Regions from separate parts of the Homo sapiens genome. Here region 1 is linked to region 2. Evidence: chromatin loops called from intact Hi-C (ENCODE). Cell type or tissue: heart right ventricle. All regions are shown on one strand. Each heading gives the region's core, and the rest is flanking DNA. Links, peaks and the distances in the headings are about the cores only. Region 1 has its middle 280 kb from the start of CACNA2D1. Region 2 has its middle 130 kb from the start of CACNA2D1.

What was found. Hi-C counts contacts between places; a loop is a spot of excess contacts. Peaks named below come from ENCODE experiments on the same cell type or tissue, not always from the same donor. Only the 100,000 strongest peaks of a DNase experiment are listed, where the experiment ranks them.
Region 1: it touches region 2 in a loop (3-fold over the local background); 15 of 110 quality-filtered maps call a loop at or near these places.

Annotation. Positions count from the first base shown.
Region 1 is chr7:82,725,432-82,728,352 of GRCh38, reverse strand. No RefSeq gene overlaps it. Among named protein-coding and RNA genes, the nearest start is that of CACNA2D1, 280 kb to the right of the region's middle. In heart right ventricle, for the core only: a CTCF peak has its summit at 1,267 (motif pointing right); no DNase peak of the experiment used is centred there.
Region 2 is chr7:82,570,857-82,573,777 of GRCh38, reverse strand. No RefSeq gene overlaps it. Among named protein-coding and RNA genes, the nearest start is that of CACNA2D1, 130 kb to the right of the region's middle. In heart right ventricle, for the core only: CTCF peaks have their summits at 1,165 and 1,371 (motif pointing right); a DNase peak (open chromatin) is centred at 1,367; H3K4me3 peaks cover 409 bases.

The sequences.
Region 1 (2,921 bases), core at 311-2,810, 150 kb before region 2:
TTCTATCTTAGATTCTTGTCTCCATCATCATCTCAAAAGCCTCTAACTGTATTATAATTTCCTGGAGAAAGATATTTCATTATTTCTGTAACTGCTAAGATTTAAGTACATGATGGAGTAGAAAATAATATTAATAATATAGTAAAGCATTGTAATAAAATTTACTTATTACAATGTGGTTGCATAATAGGCTATTATAACAACATATTTTTAAAGCAAAACACTTTTGCCTTCTTTTTAAGGTGAAGACATTGAAACCTAGACTCACAGTGTTGACCTAAGTTCACAATTGGACAGAGCTGGATCTGAACGCAGGGTTCCTGACTCCCAGAGCAGTGCTCCTCACTTACCCAAATGACTGGCAGAATTGACGCTTTATGGTTCAATCAGTCAGTGAACAAGAAATACATTTGAAAATAAACCTCACACTGGCCTGAGAAGATTTATTATAAAGCGATTTTCCAATAGAAAGACGACACCAAAAAATGTGTCACAAAAATTGAGGTGAAGTGAATGATCAACCAATAAATTACGTTAATTTTTTATTGTAATTGCATTAAATATTTTGAGGTATTCTCATTGCTATCATTAAGTGAGCATTAGTATTATACTTTCACATACTGGAATGATGGCTGCTTATAGTTTCTTCAAGCTCTGAAACTTTTTTTTTTTTAATTCTTTGGCTTCGATAAAACCTAAAAAGACAGAGCCCTAATTCTGAAAATCTGCCTTCCGATGCCAAGTTGGGGTCGGTCGGGTTATCAGTGTGAAGGCCATCACTCCCTTATTGATTATCTTTGGTTGTTTCCCATGTTATTGTTTTAACAGCCTTTAAATTATTTGATTGGTTAATACCACAGTACTTCCAAGGCTATCCATAATTTCTGCTCCTTTTTTTTTTTTTTTTTTGAGACGGAGTCTCGCTCTGTCGCCCAGGCTGGAGTGCAGTGGCGCCATCTGGGCTTGCTGCAAGCTCCGCCTCCCGGGTTCACGCGATTCTTCTGCCTCGGCCTCCCGAGTAGCTGGGACTACAGGTGCCTGCCACCACGCCCGGCTAATTTTTTGTATTTTTAGTAGAGACGGGGTTTCACCGTGTTAGCCAGGATGGTCTCGATCTCCTGACCTCGTGATCCGCCCGCCTCGGCCTCCCAAAGTGCTGGGATTACAGGCGTAAGCCACCGCGCCCGGCCAATTTCTGCCCCTTTTATATCAATTTGACAAATATTTTTAAACTCTTTTATTTGCTATACCAAGAAATGCCACTAGATGACACTAAGTGACTAAATTCCTGAATCACTAGAAAACCCTAAATTGGGAAGTAGCCAACATTAATGGAGATTCTGTAATGTGAGAAATCTGTGCTAAGACTGAAGTTCTGTTTGTATAGGCGTTTCAATTACCCTTTACTTTTAGAGTTCGGTAGTGTATTTATTGAAAGTTTAACCCAAAACTGAATTTTTTAAATTAATTTTTTCATGTACTTTTTATAATTCCAAATGAGATCTGTTTATCATAATATATTTCATAATACAAATGCATTTTTTGACCATTATTATGCATAATAAGAAATATCAAAATATTTTCCATATTCATTTGGCTATTTCTATTCATGGAAGTGATTTTTGAACAGAGAAATTTGATGAAATAAGTCATTGCGAATTCTAGAGTAAAATACCTGAAGAAACCACTTTGTGACGTGTGACATCCACTGCTCTGCTGTTCTCTCCCTTGCTCACTCTGCTGTGGCCACGCTGGCTTTCTTCCATGTTTTCTGACATGCTAGAGACACTGGCCTTGAGCCTTTGTTGTGGCTGTTCCTTCTAAGTGAAAACCTCTTCTTTGAGATGTTTTGGCAAACTCTGCCTCATCAAGGCCCAGCCATTGTAAAACAGTAACATCTGCCCCACCATCCCCTCCACCACCCCTCATTCCTCTCACATTCTCTACTTTTTCCATTTTACATAGTACCTGTCACTTCCTAACATGTCACCTAGTTCAATTATTTATCCTATTCAATATATATTGTCTGGCTTCACCTATTAGAATGTAATCTTCACGAGACAGGAATCTTTTCTTTACAGACAGATCACAAGCACCTTGAAAAGGGACTGGCGTGTAATAGACACTCAATCATAGCTGTCGAATTTATTTGACTTGGAATCAGTCAAGTATGTATTGCGTAGTACCTACTACAATATGTCTAGCTCTGATACAGAAAGGGAAAAAAGAGGTTATTTCTCCCAGTGAACTACAGCAGAGTTAATTGCTTCAAATTTGTGACCTGAGTTATACATATCTGTTCTTGGCATTTGATATGCCCTAAATTAATGGTCAATAAAAACCTCCAGTTATATGACATTTTGCATTGGCCCCATAACCATAATACATATATAGTTTACACTTCATATACCTGCAGTTATTTTCTGATAAGAATAGAGAGGGAAGAAATTGCCTTTCTGTGTTTGCCCAGCAAGTGGAAAAGAAAGATTCCAAAGGAGAAGCAGCGCAGGAGTTGGTTAGAACTGAAAGCTGCAAGAACAGAAAGATGAGTCCCTACCATGTTGACTTGCCAATGAGAAGACAGAACTTCGACACCTTATCACAAGGCAATGCATTTCAAAAGATTTTTATTCCTGTCTAGGATTTTTTAAAAGGAGTTTTTAATGGGTAGGAATGTTTCCATATTATCAAATAGGCTATTTCAATATTGGAAAAATTGTAGGTATAGATATAACCACAAGATAGAGAGTGTGAGGCTGTTAAATAGTACAACTTTGGCTGGGCGCAGTGGCTCACGCCTGTAATCCCAACACTTTGGGAGGCCGAGGCGGGCAGATCACCTGAGGTCAGGAGTTCGAGACCAGCCTGACCAACATGGAGAAACCCTGTCTCTACTAAAACTACAAAATTAGCCATGTGTG
Region 2 (2,921 bases), core at 104-2,603:
AACTTCTTATCTTTATAAATTACCCAGACTCCGGCAGTTCTTCATAGCAGTGTGAGAAAGGACTAATATAGGTAGGAAGCCCAAGAGCAGGGTGCCAGCATCCACCTGACTTCAAAGCATGCTCAGGTGCTGGTGAGGGCCCTCTTCTGGCCTGGTAGATGGCTGCCTTCTCACAGTGTCCTCACATTCAGTCCATAACTGAGAAATGCCGTTATTGGTTATTCAAACAGAAGGAGTTGCATACATTCACCTATTAAAGAGGGAACAAATGGCTGGGGGCTGTGGCTCACACCTGTAATCCCAGCACTTTGAAAGGCCAAGGCAGGTGGATCGCTTGAGGTCAGGAGTTCGAGACCAGCCTGACCAACACGGTGAAACCCAGTCTCTACTAAAAATACAAAAATTAGGCTGACATGGTGGTGTGCGCTTGTAATCCCAGCTACTCAGGAGGCTGAGGCAGGAGAATCGCTTAAACCCAGGAGTCGGAGGTTGCAGTGAGCCAAGATCGTGCCACTATACTCCAGCCTGGGTGACAGAGACTCCATCTCAAATAAATAAATAAATAAGGGAACAAACTCCCTAACAAGGTGACTGCCTAAGCAAATATAGTTACCTCTCTTCCTTCTCCAAATCTCTTTGAAAAGATCACAGAAATGTACAAATAAAACTAAATTCAATTTGCTGGTAGAAAGCTATAAAATATACAAACTATATAAATAATAAAATTCAAACCACCACTCCACCAGCAGCCAAAAGCAGTGAAGAGATTCTGGAAGTTCTGAAGCAAACAAGCCAACACTGCTGTGTATAATGAAGAAATACTAAGCTGAGGAACTTGCAATGATTACAGACAAAAAAGAATGAACCATAAAAAGGGGCTGGGTACCCAGCAGAACCTTAAATAAAAGCCCCAGACAGAGACAATGAAAACTGGAAGCCTGGTCAGCTAGGAAATTAATGAAGGGAAGAAAAAACTATCTGCCTCTGCAAGAGTAGATAACTCCAGCATTGGCCTCCAGCCTTAATTCAGGTTAAGAATCAACCAATCAACCAATACTTTATGGATGGGCATACATTCAGTAAAATGCTGTGATAACACCAATTTGGATATAATGTGAATGGGAATTGGCTGCTGCACTCCTCTCATCCTCCATCTGAAAAAGTGGGAGAAATAGTGGATCCCTTCATCTCCAATATTCTCCTGGGTCAGACTCTCCTGCTGGAGAGTCTGGGGAGATGAAACAATTGTAAACTAACTAGGAAGTTTCAAAATCGCTAACGCTATCCTGGAAGTCCTTGGCATCCAGACACAGGAACCAAAATCAACTGCTTGCTTTTTAAACCAGAGCCTAACTTCCACCAGATGGCGCCAAACCACAGCAGGGACTGAAAGGAATGGGGTTAGATGCTGCAGTGAAACCGCCGGAAACGGGTCCTACTGCAGCAGGACACAGAAATCTGAATGAAAGAAACCCCTTATTTTATGCGATTGTATTTTTAGGGCGCACTTCTCGGGTTATGGCAAGGTTTTTCTATAATTAGAATGAATGGTTCTTCCTCACTGCTTCTATACAAATATTTTCTTGTTAGAAAATAGGCACCTGTGAAATTTAAAGGTCGGTTGAAGCTCCCTGACTTTTCCGCTAAGGCTTCCAAATATCCCTTTTCAACTTACGCGATTCAAACACCATGATTGACCATGCGACTGTATAAAGTTTATTTCTCATTCTATTCGTTTTTCCAATTTTAAAACTACAAAAAATTAGAGAAAATTTTATTTATTCCCAGAATTGAACATGTGTCAACTCAGAGTATAATAGTGCTAATCACTATCTACATTTAACTTAATGTTGATTAGCCAAGCAGTACCCATGTTACCAGTGTTCATTATGTTCAAAGTTCTCCAAAGAATGATAGACTTTAATTAACATTGCAAGAAGCTCTGAACGTTCAACCTTCCCTCTACAGCTATTAGGAGTCTACTTCTTAGGGCTTTGTCTACATAAGGCAAACACTCCCCAGAGCAAATCACTGTTCTCTTCTGGCCTCATTTCAACAGAAAAAGCAGGGACCATGAAAGTCCTAGTGGCCTGCTCTTGTTTAAGCAATATCTGTTGAAAATAATGGAAGATCTTACCTTAGAACTTAAATACCTCTGTGATGGTCTTCACTACCACCCTACTAACATGATAGAAAGCCAAAATGTATTTATAAAACCTCTTTATATTTTAATATTTTATTGTAAAATTGATTCCTGAGTCTCCAACTGGAATAAAATATTACTGGTGTATAATTATACATTTGAAGCAAACATTTATAAAATATTTTTTAAATGCTGCACTGGAAGTTTTCTTAGAAAAAATAAAAACACTAATTTTTTTATTTTTTATTTTATTTATTTATTTTTTTCCTCGAGATAAGAGTTTTGCTCTGTTGCCCAGGCTGGAGTACAGTGGTGCAATCTCAGCTCACTGCAACCTCCATCTCCTGGGTTGAAGTGATTCACCTGCCCCAGCCTCCCTAGTAGCAGGTGCCTGCCACCACAGCCGGCTAATTTTTGTATTTTTAGCAGAGACGGGGTTTCACCATGTTGACCAGGCTAGTCTGGAACTTCTGACCTCAAGTGATCTGCCTGCCTCAGCCTCCCAAAGTACTGGGATTACAGGCGTGAGCCACAGCACCCAGCCAAAAACATTAATTTTAAAACTGAGAAATCTGCTATATAGAAAGAAGTTGTTGAAAAATTATACCAAATTAGTGAAAGAGGAAGAATTAGAAGTTAATGTTTGTGCTTATCTCCTTATGCCTGTGTCTTATACCAGCAATTTAATAGCTTAACAGGAGACCTTAGGGAGAGTGAGGAGTTATCTAGTGCCAGGTGGAAAAAATCCCTCTGATAAGTTTCATCATTGCCTGAATCT